2 separate regions of the Homo sapiens genome follow, and region 1 is linked to region 2. The links are chromatin loops, found by intact Hi-C in ENCODE. Cell type or tissue: K562. All regions are shown on one strand. Each heading gives the region's core, and the rest is flanking DNA. Links, peaks and the distances in the headings are about the cores only.

Region 1 (16,511 bases), core at 8,410-12,409, 720 kb before region 2:
CAATAATGTGTGAAAATACAGCCAAATAATCTTTAGGCCTACAGGTTATCAGCTCTTCAAATACTGGTCCATCCTCTTTGTTTACGAGCAAGAGACAAAGAGCAATTAAGCAATATGTAAGTGGCAGACCCAAAAATAGAACCCAGCTGTCCTCAGCCCTAGAATGCTGTTCATAACACCAAGCTACCTCTGTGGACAATAAAGATGAATATCAGTCGCTAGAGAATGGGTTTCTCTACTTAATGTTCATAATTCCATTTACCCATGAAATGACCATGTGAAGCTTATTTTGTAAAGTAGATATTAGAGAATATTAGAGAACATTTGCTAATTTTGTCAGGTGTGATAAGGCATTGAGGCTGTGTAGACAAATTGTTCTTAACTTTTAGGGATGTATACAGCATGTATTTTCTTCAAAATACTTTAGCAAAAAAAAAATTAAGCAAATGAGGCAAAATACTAACAATTGTTACACATAAGTGATTGATATATGGGTGTTTATCATATTATGTCCTTACTCTTTGTAATGTTTTAAATTTTTCATAATAAAAAGAAAAAAAGAAACAAGTTCACTTTCTCTCTGTTCGTAGGCTTGTAGGCAGCTAATGCCTACATATATCCAAATATATCCATTTTCATACATCCAACATGCACTTTCCTTGCATGGTCACTGAGTCAATAAACTTATACCACAGGCCTGTGCACACTCACTTTTCTAGACTAGGAAATTTTTTTTTTTTTTTTTTGAGACAGAGTTTCTCTCTTGTCACCCAGGCTGGAGTGCAATGGCGCGATCTCGGCTCACTGCAACCTCCGCCTCTTGGGTTCAAGCAATTCTCCTGCCTCAGCCTCCTGAGGAGCTGAGATTACAGGCACCCGCCACCACGACCAGCTAATTTTTGTATTTTTAGTAGAGACAGGGTTTCACCATGTTGGCCAGGCTGGTCTCGAACTCCTGACCTCAGGTGATCCATCTGCTTTGGCCTCCTAAAGTGCTGGGATTGCAGGCATGAGCCACCGCACCTGGCTAGACTAGGAAATCTAATTTCATGGCAGGGGATCCCAAATTGACCCTACCTTGGCATGCCCATTTCCTCTTGATACTTGTCCTAATATTTTCAAAAAGAAAAATTATCACAACCTGTTTATATCTCTTAAAAAGGCACAAAATTTTTGTATCCTGTCCTTCATAGGTCATCAAATTTTAAAAAAAGAAATTGAAGATTGAGCTAGAGAAAGAATGCTTACAGTGGTCTCTCAGCTTTGTTTTTTTTTTTTTTTTTTTTTGAGACGGAGTCTCGCTCTGTCGCCCAGGCTGGAGTGCAGTGGCACCATCTCGGCTCACTGCAAGCTCCGCCTCCTGGGTTCACGCCATTCTCCTGCCTCAGCCTCCCCAGCAGCTGGGACTACAGGCGCCCGCCACCACGCCCAGCTAATTTTTTTTGTATTTTTAGTAGAGACAGGGTTTCACTGTGTTAGCCAGGATGGTCTCGATCGCCTGACCTCGTGATCCGCCTGCCTCGGCCTCCCAAAGTGCTGGGATTACAGACATGAGCCACTGCGCCCGGCCTTATTATTATTATTTTTTTTGAGATAGGGTCTCACTCTGTTGCTCCCAGCTTTGCTGCTCAGCATGAAGACAAAGTAGGAGCTCTGGAAAGAGGAAATAGGAGGTAAGAACCTCTTACAGCCTAAACTAGGATCCTGCTCAACCCAGCCACCTCCTCTCTCATGCCTCTGTACTACTCAGACCAATTGTGAAAACCATTGATTTGTCTGCCTACCATCCAATTTCCCAATCTGCAAAGTCAGTTTTGCCTCAAGTGATCCTCCCACCTCAGCCTGAGGAGTAGCTGAGACCACAGTCACTCACAACCACACCCAGCTAATTTTTATATTTTTTGTAGAGATGAGGTCTCCTTATGTTGCCCAGGCTGGTGTCAAACTCTTGGGCTCAAGTGATTCTCTCCCCTCGGCCTCCCAAAGTGCTGGGATTACAGGCGTGAGCCAGCATGCCAGGCTAATCTCCCAGCATTTTTATTCAGCCTGAAACTATACAACATACAATGAAGCTTTTATTATTAGTAGTACTTTGTGTGTAAAAAGATTTGATGGAGAGGACCATGCTATAAAATGTTAGTTATCACCCTCATCATTAAGCATTAATTAAGTACCCACTGTGTATCTATGTTAAGAACTGGATTTGGGAGGCCAAGGTGGGTGGATCACTTGAGGTCAGAAGTTTGAGACCAGTCTGACCAACATAGTGAAACCCCATCTCTACTAAATATGCAAAATTAGCCGGGCGTGGTGGTGTATGCCTGTAATCCCAGCTACTTGGGAGGCTGAGGCAGGAGAATCACTTGAACCCGGGAGGTGGAGGTTGCAGTGAGCTGAGATCACACCATTGCACTCCAGCCTGGGCAACAAAATTCTGTCTCAAAAATAAATAAATAAATAAATAAATAAATAAATAAAGCTAGATTGATTAACATGAGAAAATCTAGGCTTTGGACTCTAAGTTACTCAAATAAGCTACCTAAGGGTTCAAATGAACCAAATAATTACAAATCTCTGCTTCATTGACTGTTATTTGGTTATAGCCATCTCTGTGTTCCAAAGTCCCACAGGCAGCACTCACATTCCAGAGACATCCACTAACAGTATGGTAAACTGCATATAAACTGTATAAGCTAATGAATAAAAATTGCATTGCCTGCTAGAGTAAAATTGGAAGCACTCCATTCCTTTGTGATTATCACTTGCTTGACCTTTAAAGAATTTAAAGATTGTGCTGATGTGGTAAGGGTTGGGAGTGGGAAGACAATGTTCAAACTGAAATTCAGTTTAGTTCACAGCTAAAGCTCAAGATTACTAAAGAATTTTTTACCTCCTCAAATTAGAATATGTACGCTAATGCTATATAGATATATAAGTTCCCATTCAGATATTCCACTTTGTGAAAGTTTCACTTAATTTAGTCCTTTGACTGATCAACTCTGTGACTCTAGACTAGTCATTTAATCTCTCTGAGCCTCAGTTTACTTATCAAATAAGAGAGGCAAATGATGTTAAGGCAATCTCAAGATACAATGTTCTATTGGTATTATAATTTTTAAATTCGGTGATAATTTAAAACATTTTAAATGAATGTTGTTGCTTACACACAGTTTTGATGAAGTTCTCGATACTATTTCACGTATTGCTTTTTTCCTTGGTTTTTACATGTGTGGGACTATATTTTTCAGGCTTAGTATTAACTTTTTCTGAGGACATATAAGGTAGCAGAAAAATAGAAAAGCAGTGAAGCAGATGGCATACATAACAAAGGCCCCAGCGGACACATAGCAGATGTAGGCACAGGGATTTACATAGGAGCAAGGAAAGGTCCTGGAGGGGAGGCGGCCCTCTAGAGGACTGGAACTTGAGAAGCCCAGGGGCTTGCTGGGGTAATAATGGCTTCCCAGGGGCAGGGACTTGACATTTGGTTCAAAGACAAAGGGCTGGGTAGAGGAGAGAGATGATTTTGAGCACGCCAGGAAGTCTGACATGGACTCCCTTCCCAAGGCCAACCGCCTTCCATTTCTCCTGTTTCGAGCAAAGGGGCTGCAGTGGAACCAGCAGGAACTAAAAGATGTTGTTTTGTTTTAAAAATTATAGTAAGTTAAGAGGCATCAATATCCCCAGAGGCAATATCAACAACTCTACAGGCAGCATTAGGGACTTGTCATTGATGGGAGAAAGGCCAGCAATGTGCTCTAATGGTGGCATCAGGGGCCTTGCACAGCTAGGCTGTGCACACAGACTAGAAGTGCTCAGCATGGGGACTTTGGCAGGCAGCCGTGGGATATGTCACCAGAGTGCATCAGAGGAAAAGGGTCAACACCCCAGGATTGCCACAGGACTAGTTCTAGGAACAACATGCAACTCTCCCTAGGGCTTTCAGAAGCATAGGGCCTGGAGCTCTCATAAAGTAATGCTAACTTTGACTGTTATTGTGATGAACTTCTTACTACCTGTTTGGAAAAGATGAGTTATGTTTTTCTGACCCTAGACTTAGCCTTCTGCTCATTTCCACATTTTGTAGTTCTGCCTTACTTCTTTTCTTCAGAAGAATCCTTTCCCACTCAGAGGAGCTAATATTGGTTCTTGAATGGACATTACTTTCCTATTGCACTGGACCTCTTGCCAGCCCCCAGCTGCGATTCCCTTTCCCTGTTGTGTATGAATGTTGAGGCTGTGGGGATGGTGTCTTTTATTCTGATATGAATATCCTGCAAAGGTCATAGTCAGGCCCCAGTCTTGTGAATACACCTCTCAGCTGAAGAGGGAGGTCATTTGGGGAGTCAGTCATGTGAGTAAGTTGTGAGAGATCAGACAGGGAACCAGAACTCTAGCCAGAATCTAAAGGGGCATACCTTCAAAAGATCTTTCCCTGGGTTCCCTGAATAATGGCATGGGTCTTTAATCATGGAGTATAAGCTGTGTCTGAAAAACTGGATTATTAAATCAAGAAAAAAATTTTTTTTAAAGAAAAAAACCAGAAACTGGATTATCTATGACTGTTTGTTTCACTTTTATTATGCCTTTTGCTATTTAGCCTCCAGCAAAGTCTTTGGTTTTTTGTTGTTTGTTTGTTTTTGGAGATGGAGTCTCACTCTGTCGCCCAGGATGGAGTGCAGTGGCATGATCGCAGCTCACTGCAACCTCTGCCTCCTGGGTTCAAGAGATTCTCCTGACTCAGCCTCCCAAGTAGCTGGGATTACAGGCACCCACCACGACACCTGGCTAATTTTTGTATTTTTAGTAGAGATGGGATTTCACCATGTTGTCCAGGCTAGTCTTGAACTCCTGGCCTCAAGTGACCCACCCACCTCAGCCTCCCAAAGTGCTAGGATTACAGGCGTGAGCCACGGTGCTCAGCCCCATTTGTTTAATATTCTAACTAGAACTCTGCTGTGCTACAGGACACAAAAGGACTGATTTCTTACTTTTGGCCCCTGGAAGTGAAGAATCTGAACTTTATTTATTAATATTAAAAAAATGGTTTTTTGTAGGGACAAGGTCTCCCTGTGTTGCCCAGGCAGATCTCGAACTCCTAGGCTCAAGCGATCCTCACACTTCGGCCTCCCAAAGTGCTGGGACTACAGGCATGAGCCACCGCATCTGGCCTGAACTTTATTTAAATAAGAATGACATTATTTTTCCTATCAGCCCTTTATATTTTGGAAAAAAAAAAGTAAGTTAAGGTTAATTTTCCAGAACTATTTAAATTTTAACATTATTGCTAACTATGATACAATTTGTCCACTGTAAGGGGGAGTTTCAAACATTCAAAAATCATATGTGGGAGATATTGAACAGAGGTAGCTAGAAATCCTGCTAAAGTGAAAATCTCTTGATGTCAGGGCTACTTTCTGACTCATGATACCCTGGCTTCTATTTTGTTTCTGCAAATCTGCCCTGGCCTCTCACTCTCACCCCAACTCCACTCTTGTATCATTAATGTCCTCTAATATCCTTAAACCAACATAGAATTGTCAGATAACTCAAAACCCAACTTTAGGCCAGGTGCAGTGACTCATGCCTATAATCCCAACACTTTGGGAGGCCAAGGTGGGAGGATCACTTGAGCCCAGGAATTCAAAACTAGCTTGAGCAACATAGGGAGAACCCCATCTCTACTAAAAAATAAAAATTTTAAAAGTTAGCCAGGTGTGGTGGCACAAGCCTGTAGTCCCAGCTACTTGAGAGACTGAGGTGGGAGGATTGCTTGAACTGGTAGGTCAAGGCTGCAGTGAGCTGAGATTGTGCCACTGCACTCCAGCATGGGTGACAGAGGGAGACCCTGTCTCAAAATACACACACACACACACACACACACACACTCACACAAAACTTTATCTACCTTAGTGTCTCAGTTTGTTTGTGCTTCTATAAGAAAATGCCTGAGATGGGGTAATTTATAAACAATAGAAATTTATTTTCACATAGTTCTAGAGGCTGGGAAGTCCAAGATCAAGGCACTGGCAGGTTTGGAGGCTGGTGAAGGCATATTCCTCAGAGATGATGCCATCGAGGTATCCTTACATGGCAGAAGGAACAGAAGGGCAAAGAGGGGACAAATGCTGTGTACTCACATGGTGGAAGAGCAGTAGAGAGCAAACCCATTTCCTCAAGCCCCTTTATAAGGGCCCTCATCCCATCCGTGAGGGCTCTGTCCTCATGACATAGTAACCTCCTAAAGGCCCCCACCTCTTAATGCCATCACATTGGCAATTAAGTTTCAACATATGAATTTTGAGGAACACAGTCAGAACACAGTACTTAGCATCCAAGGTACTCATTCGCTCCTAGAGGTTGGAGGCAATCTCTGTCTGATTGCCATCTGTTTGGTCATTCAAAGTGGTTTATGGACACCCTTATTCCTTTCCATTTGTCCTACAGAATGTATGGCTAGAAATTTATGAAAGTGTAGGAGACAGGATATGTCAGAAGGCAAAGACAGATGACATTGGTGTAGGGGGATACGCATTTCACTTAAGTCCAACCCCCTTTTTGGCTCCAATATAGAGGTTTAAAAGCCAAATACTGTTTTCCCAGCCTCTCTAGCAGCTCAGGATGCCACATGAGCCAGTTCTAACCCAAGAGAATTCTGCTAGGGGGACTTCTGATAAAGCACATGTTTTCTTATTAAAAGGGACAGAGGTGGCTGGCACAGCCCTTTTCTGCCTTGAAAGCAGACATGGTGGTTGGAGAGGCAGTGGCCATCTTGAGACCAAGTGGACAAAGCTAAGAAATAACATGTGCCCTGTCATCACCAAGTTGCTAAAGCAAAGCCAGCAACTACTAATTTCTGGCCTTCTTGTGTGAGAAAAATAAAATTCACCTTTAAATGACATTGATGTGTGGAATTCACCTTAAAATACCCTAGCCAAACCAGAAGGGAGGTATGAAACAAGAAAGCAAAATATGGCAGGGTGTGGTGGCTCACGCCTGTAATCCCAGCACTTTGGGAGGCCGAGGCGGGTGGATCAGTTGAGTTCAGGAGTTCGAGACCAGCCTGACCAACATGGTAAAACCTCGTTTCTACTAAAAATACAAAATTAGCTGGGCATGGCAGCGCATGCCTGTAACCCCAGCTACTCAGGAGGCTGAGATAGGAGACTTGCTTGAACCAGGGAGGTGGAGGTTGCAGTGAGTCGAGATCACACCATTGTCCTGCAGCCTGGGCAAGAAGAGCAAAACTCCATCTCAAAAAAAAAAAAAAGGCAAAATATGACGGTTATTAAAGCTTGGAGATGGATTTACAGGGAGTTATTATACTCTATTTTTGTGTATAGTGGAAATTTTTCTTTATAAAAGTTATGAAAAAGAAAGATTTCATGTGCTATATAATGCAGCATATTAAGTTTTGATACTTTGCATTGAATACTAATTTGTGTTCATTTTTCTTTTTATCTCAATATAACATGAGTGGATTTTCAGAGTTTGTTACCAAAGGGATGATGGAGTCCCAACAAACCATTCAAAGTACTAAGCTTTTCCTCATACACTCTGAGAATACCCAAAAAATTTCTCCTAAAGAGCAAGCTTGTATCTGTAGTGAATAAAGCAAAGAAAAATGAGACCGTCATCGGGTGACAGAGAGAGTGGGGTACACAATTCAGTTGATTAAGTGTATATTCAGAGCTGAATCATGCACTTTGGCTGTCTCAAAACAAAAAGTGCTTTGGGGCTGGGTGTGGTGGCTCATGCCTGTAATCCCAGCATTTTGGGAGGCTGAGGCAAGAGGATTGCTTGAGCCCAGGAGTTCAAGACCAGCCTGGGCAACATAATGAAACCCTGTCTCTGCAAAAATTAGTTGGGCTTGGTGACACACACCTGAAGTCCCAGCTACTTGGGAGGCTGAAGTGGGAGGATCTCTTGAGCCTGAGAGGCAGGGGTTGCAGTGAGCTGAGCAGAGATTGAGCCACTGCACTCCAGCCTGGGTGACAGACTGGGACTGTATCCAAAAAAAGAAAAAGAAAAAGAAAAAGAAAAATGCTTTGATAATTGTACACTCTTCTCTCTGCTTTGTACTGTTTAGACTCAGTCCAAAATGGAAAAAAGAAATCAGGAAATCACCTTTTAAATTAGCCGGAACCACCATGGGTGTTTTCAGGACAGTGGTTAAAATACTAGGATGAGCTGATGTGTCACGATGCTCTGATGAACAGGAAAGACTGAAAAGGATGCCAGCTAATGAGGGTTCAGGAAAGCCTTAAAGATAAGACAGAGTGGGCTGGGGAGAGTGCCCTGGGCCAAAGTCGGGTCGCCATAGCTCTGCCTCTGGCTCTGATTCATTTGCCAGTGTTCTCTTTGTTGACCTGGTATTTCTCATCTCAAGCCTAAGTCATGTACTCTGCATGTCTTGCCCTCTTTCCAGCCCCACTCATGTTTTGCACTTACATGAGAGAGACACAAGCACAGCATACAGTTGTCCTTCCTATAATACTCAGACACAACCTCCAACAGCATCCTTGAATCACACCCATCAGCAAGGGCTGTTCTCAGTTGCCAAGGAGTGGCTGTGGTTCACACCAGAGATTACAGAAAAACCAGCCCAAAACCTCCCTGCTTCTAGCCTAGGTTATAAACTCAAACTCTGAATCTTAGAAAATAGTCAACAAGGCCGGGCACGGTGGCCCACACCTGTAATCCCAGCACTTTGGGAGGCTGACGCAGGTGGAACACTTGAGGCCAGGAGTTTGAGACCAGCCTGGTTAACATGGTGAAACCCCATCTCTACTTAAAAATACTAAAATTAGCAGGGTGTGGTGGTGCATGCCTGTAGTTCCAGCTACTCTGGAGGCTGAGGCAGGAGAATCGTTTGAACCCGGGAGGCAGAGGTTGCAGTGAGCCGAGATCGTGCCACTGCCCCCCAGCCTGGGCAACAGAGTGACACTCTGTCTCAAAAATAAATAAATAAAAAGAAAATGGTCAACAATTCAACAAACATTTGCTGAGAACTGATGCAGGGCAAGGGCAAAGTCCTAGATTCAGTGCCATGGCCTATACTAGCTGCAGGTACTTACAAACTAGTAGAAAAAATAAAAGATGTATACAATTAACTGCCTTATGAGGTAGTTATGATATAAGAAGAAAATTGAAGGAAAAGTTAGTTATGATATGAGGAGAGTTTAAAGGTGGAAGAAATGACAAGGAAGTCGTTTTTGGAAGAGTGGCATTTGAGCTTTACCTTAAAGATGGGTAAGCCTCCAATAAATGAATGGATTAGGGTGGTTTCCAAGAAAAGAAAATGCTTGTGGCTTGACATGGATGCAGAAGAAATAGGAGGTTTGAAAGAAGTCCCTGTGGAATATCAGTACACATAGGAGAGTATGGGAGAGAAGGTAGAAAGATGAGGGAGCAAACACGGAGGCACATAGTGATTGTGGATTCAAGAGAGGCTTTAGAAGGAGCTCAGCCACACTAATGCCACCTTTGCTCTTCCTTGATTAACCCAAAGTGCTCACTCCAGGTAGACAGTGATACGCTCACCAGTGAGATCTTATCTCTGATGTCACTTTTTCTTTCCTTTTTTCTTTTTAACTGCTTGGCTCTGGACATCAGCAGAGGCTTCAGGACAGTGGTTCTTCCTTGTTTTTGTTTTGTTTTGTTTTTTTGAGATGGAGTGTCACTCTGTCACCCAGGTTGGAATGCCGTGGTGCATCTCAGCTCACTGCAGCCTCCACTTCCTGGGTTCAAGAGATTCTCCCGCCTCAGCCTCCCAAGTAGCTGGGACTACAGGTGCTTGCCACCACGCCCAGCTAATTTAGCTAACTTTTTTTTTCTTTTTTGTATTTTTAGCAGAGACAGGGTTTCACCATGTTGGCCAGGTTGGTCTCAAACTCTTGACCTCAGGTGACCCACCCGCCTTGGCTTCCCAGAGTGTTGGGATTACAGGTATAAGCCACTGCACCCAGCCCTTCCTTCACTGTTTTGCTCTAGTGTCTGAAATTCCTCTATCCCTTGGGCTCCAACCTGTGCCCCAGATGTTCCCTGCTAAAATTGAATAACAGATAAATACCAGAGAGGATTGGGGCTTGTATTCTAGCCATTATAGATTGGAGTTTTGTCTTAGTTGCCATCACCTGTAGAAGACTGAGAGGTCAAGATGGGAGGTAGAGGTTTGTTTGGAAAAAAGAGAAGAAAGATTCTGGATGCTCTCTAGGGCAGGCAGACAGTAGTTGCAATGTCCAACAGAAACCTCGATCTGCCCTCTGTAATCACAGAACTTCCAGACTTACACTGGAGAGAAATTGAAAATTAGGTGTCCTTGCCTGACCCCTGACACTGGCCAGGCCACAAGGATTAAGGAAACAAGCTTGATCAAGGCATAAAAGGTCAGTCTCTCTGAGCCTCATTCCTCCCAGCTTTCTCCACCTGAATTCCATCTGCTATATAGCCTCTCCTGTTCTCTGTCTTCCAATTTTCCTTTTCGTTATTTATCCTTTCCTTCCCCTCTACTCCCTCTTTCTTCCCCACTCTTTCTTGTACAGAAGTTTAAGCATGCGATTCCCTCAAACCTTATATTCTTAAACTTTCGTTTTCTTCCACCAGGGGTCGGCTTTGTTTCTTTTTTCCGAGACTGATGCGGCTCCCCTACTGCCAGAGATCTTAGTCCAGAAACAGCCTTTTTTGGGAGGTGTGGGAGATGCCGTGGTCAGCCCAAGGGCGAGATGCGCCTCGGGGTCGGAGTCGCCCGAGTGGAGACTGGACACTCCATGGGGGAGGCTGGAACCCCCTGTGCCACAGATAAATGCTCGTTCTCCACCACATGTGAGGCATTTGAATAGGAGCAAGTCTCCCGGGTTGGGAATACTAGGAAGTGCTGGGGGACAGGCAAGGTCACGGCATCCAGGCTGCAATGCAAATGCCTAGGTAGTGCGCACGGCAGCGGTAATCCAGAATCCTGCCCAAAGAGGGTCCCGCAATCACCGCCCACTTCCAGGCGGGCTTGGGGAGCCGAGGGACTTCGCCTGCTTGGGTCAGAGCCCAGGAGGTGGCGTGGTGGTGGTGGTGGACGGGCCTGAGCGTCTCAGCCCTGACGGTCTAGGCCAGGTTTGTCCGCGGGGCCAAGACTCAAAGGCCGAGGTCTGTGCCTCCAGCTGTCCCACCAGCCAGCCAGTGTACTAGGCGCAAACAACCAAAGCCCACTCGCCTGCGAAGCCAGGATGGGACATTCATCTCCAAAAGCCTTTTCTTCCTCTTCTTCTGTTTCTTCCCATTTATGTCCCTCTGGCTGCAAACCAAGAGAGGCGCCCAAATATGAAAGTCAAGTCGAATTGAAAGCGTATGGCTTGTGCGCTCCCAACGCCCTCCCCTGTTTTTAAAATTGTGTTTCAAAACAACATGGTGACTTTTGGACAAGATTTTTCTATTTCGCCCACACCACAATAGAGATGCAATGAATGCTGCTGGTGAAATGTTTGGCTGTGTCAAATTCAGTCCCGCAGGCTGGCTTGGGCCAGCACTGGGGCTCCGCTTTGTGTTATGTTCACGGAGAAGATATTAATTAAAAGAAATACATGATTAAAAAGTAATGAGTTGAATAAAAATTATCTCAGCTCATTTTCTGATTATGTTAATTGTTAAAAACCCTTCAATCACGCCGTTGCAGTCAATGGGCTTTAATGTGAAATTAGTGGGCTCTTGATAACTTACAGTCCAGAATAATCCTGGCGGTTTAGTCATCATTCCTAATAACAAGGATGTTGCTAAGAACAGAAATTTTACATGATTTTCATACATTCAGCCCTTCCCCCCACGTGTCATTAAAAAAAAAAAAAAGGCTTAGCCTGCCTGCGATTTCCAACTTCTCTTTCCACGGATCGACCGCGGCCTTGGCAAGGACTTGAGTCTGCGTTCCAGCCCCTTCCGCTCCCAGCGCGCACGCAGCCTCTCGCCTTTGCGTCGGCGGGTTGCTGGTTGCCGGTACCCGCTCAGCAGCTAGGAGCCTTGGGGAACCCTAGCTCTTAGCTTCCCCGTCTGGCGAGGCCAGAGGGCCAAGTTGCTCACTGGGCTGTGCTGAGGGATAAGGGGAGAAAAGAACGGAAATCGCAGCTACGAGGGCTAGAGGGACGGCGCGGCTGCTTGAGGACGGGTCGCCTAGCGGTGGGCGAGTAGGGCTGTGCGTAAAAGGATCTAGACAGACAGTCGTGCGCCCGCAGGGTTGCAGGACAGGGGCAGGCCGAGTTGTGGCGCGTGTGTGTTTGTGTGTGCTCGCCTCCGGGTTGCGCGCTTTCAGGGCTTTGGATGCCGGGGATTTTGAGGACCCATTCAAAGCTCCGAGGGGGCGGAGGCTCAAGCAAGCCAGGGAAAAGGTCCCCTAAGCCTCAGAGCCTGGGCTGCGCCCCAGACAAAGTGCCTAATGCAGAGTAGGCTCTTAATAGGTTTGCATTGGATCTAAACGAAAGCTAGTGAAATTCGTACATGATTCTAATGAGAGATGACGGCCAGGTGTTCTCAGCAGCCCCTGGCCCTCACGGGGCGACCTGAAAGTTCCCACTCTACCCGAGACGAAACTCAGAGCCGAGGTGGGGGCGAAGGCCGGGTAATGCACTGATCGAGGGTGAGGAGGGATGTTTCATAGCCTTTTCCGACATACCTCACGACAAAACACCTTTCACTCTCTATGAGCAAAGGAAAGAAGAAATGTCCCACACCCTCTATTTTGACTTCTTGGGAAACACAATGCCTCTCAAATTGGGCCTGCGAGAAAGGTGTGACCCGGGAGGGTTGTGGGGTCCCGGGACCTTGGCCGGGTGTCGGTGACGGGACTGCCTGAGGCCAGAAGATAGGTTCTAGGTCTCAGTCCACCTGGTGCTGGACGTCGAGGAACCCAAAACTGTCCACTGGAGGCGCCCTGACGCTTTGGTCAACGAGGGCTGCTTCTGCACACTCGAAGGGACTCAAGCACCATTTTTCACCCAAGAGAACTATGTGAGGGAAATTGCATTTCCCAAGGTCGGTCTGAAATTACACATACACACACGAAAGCCTATAGATACTGGTATGCAGAAAGGGGTGGGGTGGAAGGGGTGTGTGTGTGTGTGTGTGTGTGTGTGTGTGTGTGTGTGAGAGAGAGAGAGAGAGAGAGAGAGAAAGAGACAGAGAAAGAGAGAGAGAGTTATTCCCAGAACATGAGGCTCTGTGTCTCAAAGTGCCTTTTTCGAGGCTTCCACCTTTAAGACTACCTGGATGGGGTGGGGGCCTGGTGTTTTAAAAATTGTCTTTCTATTTCTCTGGCCCCTTTACAAGAGCAAATTTCTTTTAAACACTTTTAAATATCTTTATTTTCCACCTTTTCAAGCCCCAACAGTAAGGAGTCTTCCCTTGGGATTGGGGGGCAATGGAGTCAGGGGCTGGCTGGGAGGAGTCCCAAGGCTAATTCTTCTTGTTCGCCTATTTGCATCCGCTGTTAGGCTGAGGATCATTTTAATAAATAACAATGAACAGGAATGGCATCTAGAGGGCTTGTCGGCAACATTTAAAAGCCAATAGAGTTTATAATTCTACTCTATCATTTCTTATTGATTAGAGTAATCAAGATAAAAAGCTAGCCGGGCTCGGAGAACTTCAGCAGCATATCATTAAAGATAAGAGTCAGTTAATTCTGGAGCTGGGGTAATGTGGCTGAAATGAAGAGTTCATTTGCATGAGATGCTGAGCCCAGTAACAAGGGGACAAAAATCACTAATTAGGATTGCAGAGTGTCGGCCTCTCGGCAAGCACCGTTTCCAGACTGCGGACCAAGCGGAGATTCGCATTAATGTAAATCTGGGGAGCACTAAAAGCTCTCACTGGCTTTGTAGAAGGCGACAATCACTCCCGCCCTCTACGACGTCCTCCCTGGCCCGGGCAGCCCAACTGGGGCGGGGACGGGGGTTACTCGGGTCGGATCCCCTTTTCTTCCCTATCTATCCTACCTCCACTCCCGCGGCCACGCGAAGGCGTCTCACCCACCCCCTTAGGGGCACGTGGGCGAGTGTCTGGTGGCCGGGTGAGTGGAACCCGCCGCCCAGTCCTTGCAGCGGGCTCTGGTCTAGTGGGTGAGGATCCCTGGGGAGGTCCCAACTCCGGTGCAGCGTCCGCGGGGTGAAGGGCGCGAGTGCATTCAGGCCCCAAGGGAAACTCGGGGACATCTGCACAGACAAGAATCCCCAAGGAGGCCCAGGTCCCACGGCCAAAGTCCTCGACCCCCACCAGGCTGTCTCCCTCTAGTCCTCCCCACTCCTGACCTGCCATTCGGGACGGAGCCAGTCCGCGGGCACCCAAGGGCGCAAGCTGGTACAAAAAGCACGCGCAGGGGTGTGCCTGGGTGCGCAGGAGTATGTGTGTGTGTGTGTGTGTTTGTGTATGCGTGTGCAGGTGAGTCCAGCTGTCGTGTAAATGTGACTCTACATAAGCTTGTTGCTGTGTAAATGTGTTTTTTCTTGGTATAGGCACAAACGTGTGAACGTTGGTCTAAATGGTATGTAGTGTGTGTAATAGTACACATGTGATGTGTGAGCGGTGTGTGATGTGCGTGTGGTGCGAAGAGGGGAGGTGACAGGCCAGAGAGGTTTCCCCAAAGGGAGAGGCACGGAGGGCTTCCGGAGTGAGGGTGCCTGGGGGTGAGGCGGGAGCTGGGCACTGCCCCACCCAGCCCGGTGCCTCGAGAGGCTGAGGCGCGAGGCGGGAGCCCGGCCGCGCGGGGCAGCGGCGTCTCCTGGGCCGGGTGAGGTCGGACAAGGGGAAGAAGGAACCGCCTCCGCGCCTCCCGCGGCCCTGCCCCACCGCCCCGAGGCCGGCCGGTGGAGGCTCTCTCCACCCATCCCCTGGAAAATGAAAGTACCCCAGAAGCACAAGTTGGCCTGCAGAGCGCGAGAGCGCGGAAAGGCCGCTGACAGCAAGGACCGCGCGTGCACCTTGCGGCCCCGGACCCTTCTCAGCCCGAGGAGTTTGGGCTTCAGGCCCTCCCAGACACGGTGCAAGGAGAGGCTCGGGCTGCCGCCCCCGAGTCCATGAGCGCCGGAGCAGTTCCCGCCCTCGAAGTTCCTCTCCGGGAGAGAGGGAGAGAGCGAGGGAGAGAATGAGACAGGGAGGGAGGGAGAGAGGGGCGCGCGGCTTCTGAGGCGACCCCTCCCGGAGATGCTGCGGCCGCGCCGGGAATCCGCCCAGCGACCTGCTCTGCCCGGCCTTCTTAGAAATAACTTTGGCCCTCACTTGGCTGTAGCAGAAAGGAATCGAGGCCCCCGTCCATAATCGCAGGTGTCGGCGTGGAAAGGAGCCACGCGTGCACACTCATGGGTCTCACCGCGCGGGCTTCCGCGGCCCGGCAAGCCGCTGCGCCTGCCTCGCCGGCGGCCCACGGAGCCCGTCCGCGCTTGCCCTGCACACCTGCGCCCGCGCGAGGACCCAGCCGCCGAGGCCGTGCGCCCGCCGGGCTGCGGGGGCCGTGGGCAGGGGGCGCAGGGGGCGCAGGGGGCGGCCGGCGCGGCGGCTGAACCCGGGCTGACGAGGCCCAGCCGCCTGCGGGGCCCGGAGCGGGAGGTACCGGCTAGGGGCGCGTTTCTTTCGCATCCACACCCCGCCCCCACCCCTCTCTCCAGGGATTTTTTTTTTTTTTTTTTTTGTATCCAGGCACAGCTGGGGGCTCCCTCACCACCCACCCCTGGCCTCCCCATACAGAATAAAGTCAGTCTGTATTTAATGGTTATGGCGGATGTGAGGGGGATTTGGCAGAGGCAGAAGAGAGGCCTTTCGCTCTCAAATATCGTCCCTTACGTCGTGTGAGTCTACCAACCCACCACGACCTCATATTCTTGTGCGGGTGTCTGACTCGAATGACAAGCGAGCTGATTTTTTCAGTACATAGCTGGGAAATGTAGTGAGTGATAATAGAGATTTCTCTTTCATTTTTTACGCTTGACTTGGTTATTGTTGCTTTTCTTTTCCCGTGATTCCTTCTGAGGATTAGCTCTGACTTCCCCACTATTGGCGGTCAAAGTGGCCCCGACTCGGGATGACAATTGACGGGGATCAAGGGATTGCCCATTCTGTGCCTGTAAGAACCGATTCGTGCCAGAGAAACTCATCAAGTGGAGGCGGAGAATAAAGACCGTTCGGGGGTAAATGTATTCATTGAGAAGGGTTCTCCCAAATTGCTTCTAAGTTTTTTTAATGAAAAGTAACGATTGCGGCAATCAGCGGCTTTTTGGCGGATTACAAATCTGGAGGGAGCTGCGGCGCTGCATTGAAAAGTGCCCCCGCCTTCGCACCGGGCAGCCGGTTCACAGGAGCAGCGCGAGGGGCGGGGGTCCGATAGCGGGACAAAGGCGGGGAGGGGGCGAGCGGAGGAGGGCGGCTCGGGGCGCCCGGGCGCGCATCGGGCAGGAGACGCGGAGGTGCCCACCCCAGCGCAGGCGTGGCAGGGCGCCCCCCACCGAGGAAGGCGTGGGGCAGGGTGCAGGAAGGGGACCGAG
Region 2 (16,511 bases), core at 6,461-10,460:
GCAGGCAAACTTTAGAAACTGAAAGAGGCAAGTAAAGGATTCCTTCTGGAGCCTCAAGAAGGAACTAGTCCTGCCAACACCTTGGTTTTTGCCCCTAACACTCATCTCAGACTTCTGACCTCCAGAACCTTAAGTGAATATATTGGTATTGTTTTAAGTCACAAAGTTTGTAGTAATTTGTACTAGCAAGTTAGAATATTGATATGGCTTTGATTTGTGTCCCCACCCAAATCCTATGTTGAATTGTAATCCCCAGTGCTGGAGGAGGGGCCTGCTGACTGGACCATGGTGGTGGATTTCCAGTGGTTGGGCATCATGCCCCAGTGCTGTCTCATGATAGAGTTCTCACGAGATCTGGTTGTTTAAAAGTGTGTGGCACCTTCCCCCCATCTCTTCTCTTCCTCTTGCTCCAGCCATGTAAGATGTGCTTGTTGCCCCTTCTGCCATGATTGTAAGTTTCCTGAGGCCTCCCCAGTCATGCTTCCTGTACAGCCCACAGAATTGTGAGCCAATTAAACCTCTTCTCTTTATAAATGACCCAGTCTCAGGTATTTCTTTATAGCAGTGTGAGAACAGACTAATACAGAAACTAACTTATCTACCATATAAGACATATACTCTAATAGTAATATAGACAGTGTGGTATTGGCATAGAGATAGTCATATCAATCAATGAAAAATAATAGAATCCAGAAATAGAGCCTCACAAGTACGGTCTATTGACGTTTCACAAAGGTGCCAAAGAAATTAATGGGGAAAAAAGTATTTTCAAAATGATGGTGGGACAACTGGATATCCACATTTAAGAAATAAACCCTGACCTCAGATAATACACAAAAATTATTTTGAGATGAATTATAGATATAAACATAAAGGCAAAAACTACGAAGTATGTACAAGAAAACACAGGAAAATATCTTTACATCTTTGGAGTTGGCAAAAAATTACTCAGACAGGATAAAGAAAGTGAAAACCACAAAAAAATTAACAAATTAGTCTTCACCAAAATTAAGATATTCTGCCTGTCAAAAGACACGATTAAGAAAACAAATAGACAAACCACAGACTAAAAAATATTCATAAAACATGTATCTGACAAAGATCTTGTATCAGAATATATAAAAGAACTCCTAAAACGCAATAATAAAAAAAGAACAGCCCAATCTTTTAAAAGGGAAAAATGTTTGAACGGACACTTCACAAATGAAAATATACACACATAACTAATAGCATATGACAAGGCAATCAGCCTCATTACTCACCAGGGATATGCAAATGAAAAGAGCAATGAGATGCTACTATATATCCACCAGGGTGGCTAAAATCTAAAAGGCAGATAAAGCATGTTAGCAAGGATGTGGAGTAACTGGGATTTTCATATGTTGATGTATAATGTGGAAGGTATATGTTGGACTATAAAATGGTTCAACCACTTTGGAAAATGGTCTGACAGTGCCTTATGCAGAGCACAGAGTTACACTTTGACTTAGAAATTCCATTCCTAAGTATTTATTGAAAAGAAATGAAAACGTGTCCTCAAAAAGGCTTGTACAGAAATGTTCATAGCAGCTTTTCTTCACAACAACCAAAAGCTGGAAGCAACTCAATATCCATCAACCAGAGGATAGATAAGCAAAATGCAATATTTGCTTATCTAGTCCATTGTATTCTATAACGGAATACAACTCAGCAGTGATAAAGGAGGAACTACTCAACAGCACCGACAAACCTCACAAATATTATGCTAAGTGAAATTAGATTCAAAAAGTACACAGAGAGTTCCATTTTGGTGAAGTTCTAGAACAGGCAAAAATAATCAAGGTGAGAAAATGAAAGCAGTGACTTCCTCTGAATGGGGGACGACACGGAGAAGACATGAAGAGACTTTCTGGGGAAACAGAAATGTACTCTATTGTAATGGGGTGTAGGTTACATGTCAGTATTCATTTGTCAGAATTGTACAGTTAAGATTTGTGCACCCTCTTGGGTAGAAATTTTACCAAAAGGACTAAGTAAAAATTATTTATTTGAGACGGAGTCTTGCTCTGTCGCCCAGGCTAGAGTGCAGTGGTGCGATCTCAGCTCACTGCAACCTCTGCCCCCTAGGTTCAAGTGATTCTCCTGCCTCAGCCTCCCAAGTAGCTGGGATTACAGGCACCCACCACCGCACCTGGCTAATTTTTGTATTTTTAGTAGAGACGGGGTTTCACCATCTTGGCCAGGCTGGTCTCCAACTCCCGACCTCATGATCCACCTGCCTCAGGCTCCCAAAATGCTGGGATTACAGGTGTGAGCCACCGCACCCAGCCTATTTAGTTTTTTGAGATGGAGTCTCACTCAGTCACCCAGACTGGAGTACAGTGGCACAATCTCAGCTTACTGCAACCTCCGCCTCCTGGGTTCAAGCAATTCTCCTGTCTCAGCCTCCTGAGTAGCTGGGACTACAGGCGTGTGCCAACATACCGGCTAATTTTTGTATTTTAAGTAGAGACCAGGTTTTACCATGTTGGTCAGGCTGGTCTTGAACTCCTTACCTCAGGTGATCCACCCGCCTCCACCTCCCAAAGTGCTGGGATTACAGGCATGAGCCACCGTGCCTTGTCTAAGTAAAAATTATAATAACTGGATGTAAATGTGGGAGGGGAAAGGGGAGAGATATAGATCAAACAAGAATGGCAGAATATTGATAATTGTTGAGACTGAGGGTTGGCTAATAGGAGCTTATTCTACCCTTGTCCACTTTGTATGCACTGAAAATTTTTCCTAATAAATTTGTTTTAATAGTGATGTAGGCCGGGCGCAGTGGCTCACGCCTGTAATCTCAGCATTTTGGGAGGCCAAGGCGGGCAGATCACAAGGTCAGGAGATCGAGACCATCCTGGCCAACATGGTGAAACCCTGTCCCTATGCATGCCTGTAGTCCCAGCTACTCAGGAGGCTGAGGCAGGAGAATCACTTGAACCCAGGAGGTGGAGGCTGCAGTGAGCCGAGATCGTGCCACTGCACTCCAGCCTGGGCGACACAGCGAGACTCTCTCTCAAAAAAAAAAAAAATTTATGTATAATTCCTTTTGACTACTATAAGACCCACTGAACATTATCTAGTATTTCTAATTAGCTGGAGGTTTAAAATGAGAAATTAAATGGCTTACACCATGAATGTGTCTCTCTTCTTTGATCATTTTCATTTGTTTCAATGTTCAAAAACAGAATAGAAGTCATTACTGCAATGTGGTCTTGAGCTTTACAACTAACATTTCTTCAGAGAATAGACAAAAGAATTTTGGTTTTACTTGAAAATTCACAAGCAAATTGTGAATTCACTTTAGCAAATTGTATGAGAATATGTTTAGTAAACTCAAAATATTAAACTGTCTAACTTAAAAAAGTTCTACTAAATATAATACTTAAAAGTTTAAGACGGATGGCTGGTTGCAGTGGCTCATGCCTGTAATTCCAGCACTCTGGGAGGCCAAGGTGGGCAGATTGCTTGAGTCTAGGAATTTGAGACCAGTCTGGGCAACATAGCGAAACCCCATCTCTACTAAAAATACAAAAAATTAGCTGGATGTGGGGGCGCATGCCTGCAGTCCCAGCAACTCAGGAGGCTGAGGTGCGAGAATCACCTGAGCCCAGGAGGTCAAGGCTGCAGTGAGCCAAGATTGTGCCACTGCACTCCAGCCTAGGCAACTGGAGTGAGACCCTGTCTTGGAAAAAAAAAAAAAAAAAGTGTTTAAGATGGAAATTTTATGTGTATTTTATCACAGTTTTAAAAAATTATGTAAGTTTAAAAAAATCCAAGTGAAGGATGAAATGATTTTTTTCTTCCACATCCCCAATATTTATTTTTCTTGCTTTTTGAGGTCACACAGTATTCACTATTACAGTTCCTAGAAATAAAATACTTGGAAAAATATTTCATATAATTGTCCTCAAGTTCCCAAGAAGCAAAGATCTGGGATGCCAATATTCCCTTAAATTTTAAAACAAATGTTCCATGAACAGTTGATTCATCTGTAAACTTCTTCATGAGTTTAATTTTAGCGGCTTGCTTTATATCAGCCTTTTTATTTCATAACTTAAACACCCCAATTTTGATAGGGGAACAAGAAGAATAAATAGGATGGGTTACACGTATAAAGAACACTACAGTATAAATTCACTAAAACAGTCTTTAGAGAAAGAGGTAGAATTGTAAAACTGGACTTTCATAAGGTTCTGATTTGGATTTTCTTCAAGTGTATACGCTTTTGTGCTGCAATGTCTCTAGCTGAGCTATTGGGGAGGTTTTGTAATCTGTTTTCCGAGAACATGGTGGTTTTAGAAACAGAACAGATATTCCTCCAGGGCAGCTTTGGGCAAGCAGGCAGCTGGAACAACTTGGCAGTCTTGGCCAGATACCAGGGCTAGAGCGGGAGTTTCTGGGATGAATGAACAGCCCCCACTGTTTTCTATCCTTGAATCACTTGGTTGGAGACGAAAAGTCTTGAGAGAAAGGGTCTGATTGACTGAGCTTAGGTGTGAGCCTGCTTTTGGCTGCTCGGGGTGACAGGAAGTATCTGCCAGAAAGAACCTTCAGGAACCCCTTCAGCCTTCTTGGTGGCAGGTCAGATTGTTTCCATTTACTGAACATAATGGAGGAAAGGAAATTCCACAAAATGAAATCGGCTGCTATTGTAGAGGAAGAATGAATGCTGAGTCCACTTCTGAGAGGGACAGTTGTCCAGAAGGGACTTTCTGAATATGGCCACGCTTTACATCCATTTTATTTTCATGGATACACATCCACAGGCTGCTCAGGTCCAAGGAGATGGCCACGCCTTATGTTCCTATCTATCACAATCATTTTTACAGGGCTGGACACGGAAGTAGATCACGATGCTTTGGGCGGCAAGTAACAGGAAAACTTCAACTTAACTGGCCTAATCATCACAGAAATGTAATCTATGTTCTGGTGAAGGTGGAGGAGTAATTCTGAGATGGAATTCTGAGATGGAACAAACACAGGGTGGTTGATTCAGTGGCCAAGTAATGTTATCAAGGATCCAGATTGATTCCGTCTTTCTGCTCTGCCATTCTAAGCGTGTCAGTCACTGGATGGCTGCAGCAGCTCTGGGCTTCAAATCCTCACACACCACTCTCCAGAGGCAGAACAAGGGAAGTACTGTGTCTTTGTGTCCCTTTTTTTTATTTTTTGAGACAGAGTCTCACTCTGTCGCCCAGGCTGGAGTGCAGTGGCGCAATCTCGGCTCACTGCAAGCTCCACCTTCTGGGTTCACACCATTCTCCTGCCTCAGCCTCCCGAGTAGCTGGGACTACAGGCGCCCGCCACCACGCCCAGCTAATTTTTTGTATTTTTAGTAGAGACGGGGTTTCACCATGTTAGCCAGGATGGTCTTGATCTGACCTCATGATCCGCCTGCCTCGGCCTCCCAAAGTGCTGGGATTACATGTGTACCTTTTGAAGAACTAAGAAACTTTTCCTGGAAATCCCTCAGCAGATGTGTCTTCATGAATCATTGGTCACACTGAGTCACATGCCTCTTCCGTGAGGTAACATCAAGGAAATGGAATGTCCACAACTGGCTTAATCAGAGTAGCTGGGAAGGGGGCAACCTTCCCCAAAGCTCATGGCCACAAAGAGTAAAATAGACAGCTGGACAAAGTTAGGTAAGATTTTGTTAGCAAATAGTGGACATTTGTCACATTCGTGGCTGACTATATTTGAGAAATTTCCCACTTTATGAGTCCTGCCCACCAAAGAGGAAAACAGAATTCATCTTCCCAGTCAGCAGGCATGTGTGGGTACAGGTATGTCACCTGGACTCCTCCAATCAGACACACCTGCATAATGCCTGAATTCAGAACTGAGAAAAGTGTGGAATCAGGTGCCAGGCAGAATCCGTGTTTCGGTGAAGGTGGAGGAGCATTGCAGAAAGACAGTCAAGTTTTCGGAGACAGCTGAGTGGTAGCATCCTGTGCATAGCATCTGCGCTGTAGGCGGCAGCGGATGCAGGCCTCCGCTGGAGCAGCTTGGTAGGATAATTTGGGTATTGTTCCAGGTTATGTAGCCTTCAAGCCTTTATTTTCCAGCCCTCCTGGAAATTCTATGAGCTCCCTATGTTTCTCAAAAAATTCCTTTCTGGCCTAAACTAACTTGAGTGGGTTTTGTCGTTCATTACCAGGAATTCTGCAAGGAAGAAGTAGGCAAAACTGTGTCCACTACAGTAGGGGATCAGTAGATACTGGGCACTGCAGAACACCAGGGTGCCGTACGCTCTGTGGAGCACCGCAGTGTAGCATTCACAGACGATAAAGTATGAAGATGCCGCAGAAGTTATACCCCGACGCCAAAGTCGGCTTCCTTTCTGCCACTGTCTTCCTTGTGATGCCCACTCACCAAGCTTTCCCTGGAAGTCTGCCCAGGCTCTCCCTTGAGACTTGCCACTGAATGGCTTGACCCCTGAGGGTTCCTCCCTACCCCGGCCTAATGGGTAGGTATATAACTTAATACAGTGTGGAAGTAATCATAGACCAGTCCAACCAAGCCAAGCAAAGCATAAATGTAAACGTTTTTAAAAACAAAATGCTACAGAGTGATATAATGGGCTACGGGGTGGGTGGGGGGTGCTGAGGGATCGCGCCTGTAATCCCAGCACTTTCGGAGGCCGAGGCGGGTGGATCACGAGGTCAGGAGATCGAGACCATCCTGGCTAACACGGTGAAACCGTCTCTACTAAAAATACAAAAAATTAGCCGGGCGTGGTGGTGGGCGCCTGTAGTCCCAGCTACTCGGGAGGCTGAGGCAGGAGAATGGCGTGAACCCGGGAGGCGGAACTTGCAGTGAGCCGAGATCGCGCCACTGCACTCCAGCCTGGGCGACTGAGCGAGACTCTGTCTCAAAAAATAAAATAATTAAAAAAAATGATATATTGGGTAGAACGTACACTACTCAGGTGACGTGATGGGTGCGCCAAAATCTCAGACTTCACCACTATACAATTCATCCATGTAACCAAAAACCACTTGTACTCTAAAAACTACTGAAATAAAAAAAAATTTTAAAACATGAAATGCTATGTATGCTTAACTTTGTATCCTCTTACATATAACCAAAAGGTAATGTACCTACCCTGCAATTAATTTAACATTTTTATCAAACAAAAAATATTATGGCAACTATGAATGATACTTTAAATAACAGAAGGAAAAACTGCACTTAAAATTCTGCTTCTCCCCCTGCCTCAACAGAACTATTTGTGCCTCTGAACATTGTGTCATTTGTATATCTCAATGCCTCTACTTTACCCTTATATGCATTAAATGGTTACAGTATATTTTACCTAACCACTACCACCCTCACTAGATGGTTAAGAGGCTTCTGGCTTGCAAATGCTCTTATATTAATTTTGTATTAAACAGGTGTAAAAGATTATTCTTCTTTTGGATAATGCAAATCACTAAATCATATAAATATTTCTAATGGCTTTGCATTGCTATTGGCAATGTAGGTGTGGACGAGTTCCACTACACCATCACCAGCAATGGGTATTTTCTAATATTTAATAGAAGCAAAATGGAAACTTACGCTGTTTTATTCTGTAGATTTTAATGTTATTGATGGTTTCTTGTGATTGTAAAGATGCCCTCATTCAGCATTGTCATAGAATCTTCAAAGACACTGAGTGAGCACCAGGCTCATGGGTTGTAACTGTGATAAAGATGTGAACATTATCAAGAACGTTTCAGAAAGTGCCATGTGGTTTCTTCAGGAGCTGGTTTTAGGCAGAATTAATCCTTTTAGAGGGTTATTATATTGGATTGTCCTAGTTATGTCAAAAGATGGCCTGGGGGAGGGGATTTCTTCATTTGTCTGAGCATTGCTGAACATTTACTTTCAAATTTTCTGCTTAGTGCATAATGAAGAATGTTCACCAAATTTGTGGCAGTAAATGTAAACTGTATTCTTGACATTTGAAAAATCTGACATAGATTAATATTACAGAACTATAGCAGTTCTCTGTGACATCCCTTCCCAAAAATAGAATTGCTATTTTTTAGATAAATTATTCCTCCTTTTCCCTATTATTTTATCTGCCACAAATATAAGCAGTGACTTTAAAACAAATAGCGATTGAAAGAAATTTACATTTTGGCAAACATAACTTAATTTTGAATGCTAGGATAGGCTTTCTCACAGAAAGCCAGGGTCCTGAAAAACAGAATGTTCTTTTCTGAACTGCATTTTGAAAAGGGAAATTAATCGTAATTTTTGCTTTTCCAGGCCGTGCCATCCCCGGGGAGGACAAGAAAAAAGTAACAAAAATAATTTTTGGCTTCAAGCACCCAACAATGGAAATGCTGAAACCCATGTCCTTTAAGTCCTTTTCTTCTCCTAGCAGAGGGCCCTCTGCCTACATGGGGCACCGTGGTGGCCATTTAATGTACTCCTGCTTGGTACCCACCTCTGCTCTGCCCCCTGGTGGCCACAGACACCATTGCTGCTGCCTCAGCACAGTTTGACCTTGTTGCTGCCAAGAGCCACCTCTCCTCTCATCACTGTCCCCACTCTCCTGCCATGCCTCAGGTGGCTGCTGGCAGAAGAGCAGTGGGCTTTGTTTCTTCAGAACATCACAGCAACCACTGTCTTATCAGCTCACACCCTCAGGATCTTACTGCCCCTTTTCCCAAAAATCTCCACTCCGGCAACCCTGGCCCTGCATCATTGAAGGACATTTAAGTGATATAACATATTGTTGCCTCAAAAAAGTTTTTTCCCTCTTCAACAGCTGGGACAACTGGATAACCACATGCAAGAGAATGATGTTTGGCCACTAACCACACCATACATACAAATTAACTCAAAATGAATCAAAGACTTAAATGTAAGAGCTAAAACTTAGAACAAACAGGAGAAAATCTTCACAACCATGGATTTGGCAATGGATTCTTAGATAAGATGCCAAAAGCACAAGCAACACATGGAAAAAAAGAGATACATTAGACTTCATCAAAATTAAAAACTCTTTTGTGCATCTAAGGACACTATCAAGAAAATAAAAAGAAAAACTACAGAATGGGAGAAAACATTTACAAACCATATACGAAAGGATCTAATATCCAGAATATTTAAGAAGTCTATGACTCCCCAACAAAAAGACAACCCAATTTAAAAATGGCCAAAGGACTCGAATTGATATTTTTCCAAGAAGATACGCAAATGACCAACACACACTTGAAAAGATGCCCAGAGCTGGACATGGTGGTATGTTCCTGTGGTCCCAGTTACTCAGGAGCTGAGGCAGGAGGATCACTTGAGCCTAGGAGTTCAAGCCTGGAGTAAACTATGATCTCACCACTACATTCCAGCCTGAGCAACACACGGAGACCTGGTCTCAAAAAAAAAAAAAAAAAAAAAAAGATACTCAATATTAATAGTCACTAGTGAAATGCAAACTGAAACCACCTTGAAATACTTAACACTCACTAGAAGGACTAGGACTATAATTAAAAACACAGACAATAGCAAGTATTAGCTAGAATGGGTAGAAATTGGAATCTTCATACACTGCTGATGGGAATGTAAAATGGTGCAGCAACTGTGGAAGACAGTTTGATGGTTCCTCAGAATTTTAAACAGAATTACTATATGACCCAGTAACTCTTGGATGGAATAAAAACTTTGTCTACACAAAAACCTGTACACAAATAGCAGCACTATTCATAATAGCTAAAAGGTGAAACAATCTGAATGCTCCATCAGCTGATGAATGGATAAACAAAATGTGGTATATCTGTGGAAAAGAGCATTACTCAGCCCTAAAAAGACAAAGGGAGTACTGATACATGCTGTAACATGGATAAGCCTTGAAAACATTATACCTAATAAAAGAAGCCAGACCCGAAAGGCCATGTATTATATGATTCCATTTATACAGAATGTTCAGAATAGGTAAATCCAGGCAGACAGAAAGCAGGTTAATGCTTGCCAGGGGCTGAGGGGAAGGAGAAATTGGAAATGGCTGCTTAATGAGTCCTTTAGGGGTGATGAAAGTGTTTCGGAACTAAATAGGGATAGTGGTTTTACAGCATTGTGAATGTACAAAATGCCACAGAACTGTGTACTTTAAAATGGTTAATTTTATGTTATGTTAATTCCATCTTAATAAAGAGATGAAAAGTTTACAATTTGTTAAAAGGTCTCCTCCAACACTGATGCGTATTCCCCAGAACAGAAACCTTCTGTGTCAGGTCTCCCGAGGCCGGAACATCAGTCCTGGGGCCGTCTATCATTTTCTTTCAGAAATCTCACTGGGGCCTCACGTAAATGGAACTGGGAAGGGGCAGGAAAAAAATGTCCCTTGGGCCACCGAGGTCTTACTATATAATGAAATAAATGATTCCCAAATATGCCAAAACTGGAGAGCTTATGTAACCAAGAAAACCCGTAAGGATGAATGAGCAGAACAGCAAGTCAGTGGTTTGGGGTTGGTTACATTTGTGGTTAAGGAAGGGCAGGGAGAGGGGAGGAGAGGACTGGGGGAGGGGAGAAAGAAAGAAGAAACAGAGAAACAGAAAAAGGAGACAGGAAGGCAGACAGGAAGGCAGGAAGGAACAAGGAAAAGAGAGAGAAAAGGAGGAGCCAAAAGAAGAGAACTCAAGATCCCTTTTCTAACTTTGAGACCCTGACAACTTTGCCTGTGGCATCTGTCCTGCTGTGAAGGATGACTCCAAATTCAGTTTCATTTCCCCACAATGCAAGTGCATCTAAGTCCCAATTCTGTGGTTAAAGCTTGAAAAAAACGCAGAAACCCACATGTTGCATTTTATTACAGCATTAATGCCAGTAGAAGATAATGAGTAATGCTAGCACCTTTTCTCTCTACAACCTGGGCTAGGAGTGTGACCAGCCCCAGAGAGGAGAGGAGCCTTTTACCTCTGTACTTACACAAAGGCTGCCCTCTTTGGTGTTGAGGGTGGGCTGTGTCCTCCCCATGCCAGGGTATCACTCCCTGGCAAGGCTTTCTTGGCTAAACTGATTTCCCCACCCCTCTGCTTCCTTCCTGCACCCCTTGTCTTCACTTTCTTCTCTCAAATATCTCTCGGTACCACATAGATCCACTTATTTCACAGACCCAGAAACTGGGGCCACGAGCTCCCACGATTTCTCCCCCCATCACAAGTGGTTAGGAGCAGCAGCCGTGTGAGCACTGGTGTGAGCGGACGTGTGAGACTTCACCAGACTGCGGGTCCTTAGCCGGGAGCTCCTTCCCAATCGTTCACACCGGGCCTTGCTGCCTTTACATCTGGGAGGCTGGTGACCCCTACAGGTGCCTGCAAAAGGAAGGAGTTTCTTGGTGCCAGAGGAAGAAATGGAGAGACTAGAAGTGAGAGTGCTAGCAGAGGTCTGTCGCTTGGCCAGGCCTGAGTGAGGGAGGTGTGCGAGGGAGGCTGAGGGCGCTCTGTTTGTGACCGGCCCTGTGAGAGTCTGGGCGGACGCGGTGCGGCTGTGCCCAGAGACAAGGGAGGCTTGGATCCAGAGAGCCCACCCCGCCACTCCCACCTCAGAGTGCCCTAGGGGAAGGACAGCAGAGCCACGCCCTCCTCAAGAAAAGGCACTTGCAGCTGCGGTAGTGAGGGGCCCTTGAGAAGGCGGGAATGGGAGGGAGAAGCGGGCTTGTTCCTGTGCACAGGTGAGGTGGCACCGCCACAAGCACTCCCAGAAATGACTGGCAGCCTGGGGAGGCGGAGGCGAGAGGGGTCTGGGGAGGTGACTGGCGGTGGAACTGCATCCCGGCACATAAGCGTTACACTTGAGGACACTCTCACCCTGCATAGCATATACTCAAGTTCACGTTCGTTTGGTCGCTTATTCCACAGAACATCCATATGTTCCAGCTTCCATTCTTGTGTGGAGGGCACCCAAAGGTGTGCAAGAGGGACAAGATCTCTGCTCTCTGGGTGCTCGCCTCCATACAGTTTAGCATCTCCATTCTCTTCTTGGAGTTCCCCACTCCGTGACCCAGATGGACAAGAAGTGTAATACACAGTGGAAAAAAAAAACACACACCAATAACTGAAAAAGAGTTTGGGATAGCTTTGAAAACTTCCTGCAGAGGCATCATTAATCTTTTTTCTTGGTAAGGTTCTTGAAAGCAAGGCCTGTATGTCTGCAAAGGACCTCCTTTACCAAGTGCTTGGCGAACATGAAATGATGCTGTTCCATTTGGGATGGGCTTTCCTCCTTGCAGACATGACCTCAGGGTGGCTCCTGGCGGGAGACCCACAGGGGGCTCTGTCTGAAGCTGCTGTAGGAGACCAGCTGGTACAAGAGGCAATCACAATGTTTTTTAGTGCAAAGCCTGGTTGGGTGCAAGGCTGCAGTGGGAGGTGGCGCATCACGTGGTGGGGAAGTGGTGGGGGTGGGGGGTGGGACCCTGCCGCCTAATTAGAGGGCCGGGGAAGGTAGGATCAGTGGAAGGCATGAGCAGCGGCAGCCAGTGGACAGAGTGCAGCAGGGTCCTAGCAGAGCCAGGGCTCTCCACTCCCGATAGAAAATGAGCTGCTGTGGATACTGCCAGCGAGGCCAAGAACTCCTGCCTTTGAGTTTGAGCTCTCAAAATCAAAATGAAAACAGAAACATTTGTTGCTTTCTATAACCTAATAAGAATGGTGATTGACACACCACCCTTCATTTTAACACTCTCTGGGTGTGAACTTTAAAAAAAAACAAACAAACAAAAAAAAAAACAACCAGAAAGAATAATTTCACCAAATGACTTTCAGCACTGAAATTCACTTTTCCTGGGCAGTTAAGCCAAGCTATTGGTTTTCAAGTTTCAGAGGGAAATTGTTTTATCCACACTGCATTGTGGAATAATCATCCTATTTATTTCCAGAATGATATTTCCTCTGCATTTTAACTTTTCACCTATAAGCCTTACAGAGATGAGATAGTAAGCAAGAGAGTGAAGAGGTTTATTTTAAACTTTTTATTTTGAGATAATTGCAGAGGCACGTGCAGTTGTAAGAAATAATATAGAGAAATTCTAAGAGGTCCTATGTACCATTTGCCCAGTTTCTCCAATGGCAACATCTTGCCAAACTATAGTGCAATATCATAGCCAGGATATTGATCGATAGAATCCATCACCAGATTCACATTTCCCTTGTTTGATACGTGTTGTGTGTGTATAGGGGTGTGTGTGTGTGTTTAGTTCTATGAAATATGAAACGTTTTGTGCTCTGATAAGGAAAAGTGCTTTCCAAGTACACAATGATTATCAGGACATTTTCTTTGTGGTTATTACTTCCGCATTTTTGTTTTTGTTTTTGTTTTTGTTTTGTTTTTGTTTTGAGACAGAGTCTCGCTCTGTAGCCCAGGCTAGAGTGCAGTGGTGCGATCTCGGCTCACTGTAAGCTCTGCCTCCCGGGTTCACGCCATTCTCCTGCCTCAGCCTCCCAAGTAGCTGGGACTACAGGTGCCCGCCACCACACCTGGCTAATTTTTTGTATTTTTAGTAGAGATGGGGTTTCACCGTGTTAGCCAGGATGGTCTCGATCTCCTGACCTCGTGATCCACCCGCCTCGGCCTCCCAAAGTGCTGGGATTACAGGCGTGAGCCACCGCGCCCTGCCTACTTCTACATTCTTGGTAGATAAATTTGTAGACCCTATTTATGTAATATCTTCTATCTAATAACATAAAGACTTGTGTGACTGTTCTCATGTCAATGAAGATGTGTGCTTAACATCTTTAGCTTTTAAAGATCTTGCTATTAGAAGCAAGATACATTCAGCTAGATTTGGAACCTGCTAGGATTCCTTGAATATTTAAATATTTAAACCTGAAGCCGGACTCCACATTTCCTTGAATGATCACAGTTAAATCAAATTTTTCTTTTTCTCTATTTAAATTGTCCTTCTTGTCATATTGCCAAAATAATATATTCTTGGGCTAGTAACTCAATAGCACATAAGTACATCGTTGTTGGTTGTTGTTTTTTTTAACTGAATTTGAGTGCACTAAGGAGAGGAAAAAAAAATAAGTGTCCTGGGGGACCTCCTTTTAGCCCATGGGTCCCCAGACTGCCTAGGGGGTTCCTTCTAAAGGAAACTCACTTCTGTCAACACCCAAGAGAACCAGGAGGCATGTCTCTCCCAGAGTCGCAATCCCTGGGGGTCACTGCCTTCTCTGTGGGGTGGCGCATGCAGGTCTTTCTGTACACAGGTGTTGTTAGCACAGCACAAGGGGCTTGAGGTACCAACTACTGACAGTTCAGGCTTTCTCTCCTCCTATCCCCTCTCTGTGAGTGCCTCATCTGGCCTCTTGGGACCTCTGACCACCCCGACTTTCTCCAGGACAGTAACCAGCCAGGCCACTTCTTGAACTTTATCATCTGGCTCTCCCATCTGAGCCACCTCCAAAATCTCTAACCCTCAGCCCCCTGACAACAACCTCCTCCTGTGGAATCCCAGAGCTCAGCAGTATCTTAAGGGTCATTTGGTTCAACTTCCACATCTCAAAGAAAAGACAGCTGCAGCTATTAAGTGACGTGACCACAGACACACAGCTGAGGGTGTGTGCCTGTATGACCTGGGTAAGCGAAGAAACAAAACCTCAATTTCTACGCATGTAGAATGAGGATAATAGCAGTACTTTAGGGTTGGAAGAGGAACTGATTTAAAGTGAGCAAAGCACTTTAGTGAGAGGCAGCATTTGAATTAATAAGATCTCCTGACTTTCCTTCCTCAAACTGCCTCATCTGCTCTGTTCCCGTCAGTGACCTCAGTCCTCCAGCCTCTCCCTAACCCTGCAGACCATTCCTCCTTCTCCCTTTACTTCCCCATCCAGCCTAGGCCTGTCGCCTGCCCCTTCAGACTTTGTTCTCTGGCCATCCCCAGCCCTGGTCATCCCCATACACACAATTTCTGCTCCTCCTCCTGGGCTATGGGGCATTGCTATATAAAGCCGTAAAGGGTGGGTGCTGACTGGATCCACTATGAATTTGACCAATTGATCTTTCTCTCTCCTGTGGACTACTTCAAGGTGAATTCCTCTTTGCAGTCCTTTCCGATGGGTGCCCAGTGCTGAGTAGACATGCTTGCTGAGTATCCCATGGCAGGGACCATTCAAAACCAAGGCACAGAGGCGGAGAGATACAGCGGGTGATCAGGGAATGGCAGCAGTCTGGTTTGGCTGAACGTGTAGTGTCTATAGGAACATGGCCTCCTAAGTCCAATGTGATGGTTAATACTGAGCGTCAACTTGATTGGATTGAAGGATGCAAAATATTGATCCTGGGTGTGTCTGTGAGGGTGTTGCCAAAGGAGATTAACATTTGAGTCAGTGGGCTGGGAAAGGCAGACCCACCATTAATCTGGGTGGGCACAATCTAATCAGCTGCCAGCGTGGCTAGAATACAAGCAGGCAGAAAAATGTGAAAAGGAGAGACCGGCCTAGGCTCTTAGCCTACATCTTTCTCCTGTGCTGGGTGCTTCCTGCCCTGGAACATCGGACTCCAGGTTCTTCAGTTTTGGAACTCGGATTGGCTCTCCTTGCTCCTCAGCCTGCAGACAGCCTATGGTGGGACCTTGTGATCATGTGAGTTAACACTTAATAAACTCTCCTTTATATATATATATATATATGAATATATATACACATATATATGTATATATACACATATTCATATATATACATATATTCATATATGTATACATATATTCATATATGTACATATATTCATATATGTACATATATTCATATATATGTATATGAATATATGTATATATGTATTCCTGTATATATGTATATATGTATTCATATTCATGTATGTATGAATTCTTATGTATTATATGTATATATATGAATATCTGTACATGCACATGTATATATGTATATGAATATATGAATATATACATATGTATACGCATATATACATATATTCATATATGTATACGCATATATACATATATTCATATATGTATACGCATATATACATATATTCATATATGTATACGCATATATACATATATTCATATATGTATACGCATATATTCATATATGTATATGCATATATACATATATTCATATATGTATATATACATATATATTCTATTAGTTCTGTCCCTCTAGAGAACCATAATACACCCAACAAGCTGGGCTTGAATCCTAGATTCACCACTTTCACCACCTGTATGTCGACCTGGTTAAGGGAAGAAACAAAACCTCAATTTCTATGCTTGTAGAATGAGGATAATAATAGTACTTTAGGGTTGGAAGGGAACTGATTTAAAGTGATCAAAGCACTTAGCACAGAGCCTATGACATCTAACCCCCAAATAAGTCCTAGTTCTTAGAATAACAGAGAACTACAGACTATCATGCATATCACGGAGGATCTGAGACTTGACTTGGTGGTCAGTGGGCAGACATTGAGAGCTCCTGGGCAGAGGGGGTGGGAGGGCATATCCAGAACTGTGGTTTATGACACTCACTTTGGTTGCTGAG

Evidence for each region. Hi-C counts contacts between places; a loop is a spot of excess contacts. Peaks named below come from ENCODE experiments on the same cell type or tissue, not always from the same donor. Only the 100,000 strongest peaks of a DNase experiment are listed, where the experiment ranks them.
Region 1: it touches region 2 in a loop (3-fold over the local background); 2 of 110 quality-filtered maps call a loop at or near these places.

What each region holds. Positions count from the first base shown.
Region 1 is chr6:108,103,034-108,119,544 of GRCh38, forward strand. No RefSeq gene overlaps it. Among named protein-coding and RNA genes, the nearest start is that of OSTM1-AS1, 12 kb to the right of the region's middle. RefSeq lists a silencer at 14,610-14,899 and an enhancer at 14,704-15,291. In K562, for the core only: CTCF peaks have their summits at 10,596 (motif pointing right) and 11,056; DNase peaks (open chromatin) are centred at 10,648 and 11,048; H3K27me3 peaks cover 1,306 bases.
Region 2 is chr6:108,826,946-108,843,456 of GRCh38, forward strand. No RefSeq gene overlaps it. Among named protein-coding and RNA genes, the nearest start is that of ARMC2, 13 kb to the right of the region's middle. In K562, for the core only: a CTCF peak has its summit at 8,480 (motif pointing left); a DNase peak (open chromatin) is centred at 8,456; H3K27me3 peaks cover 114 bases.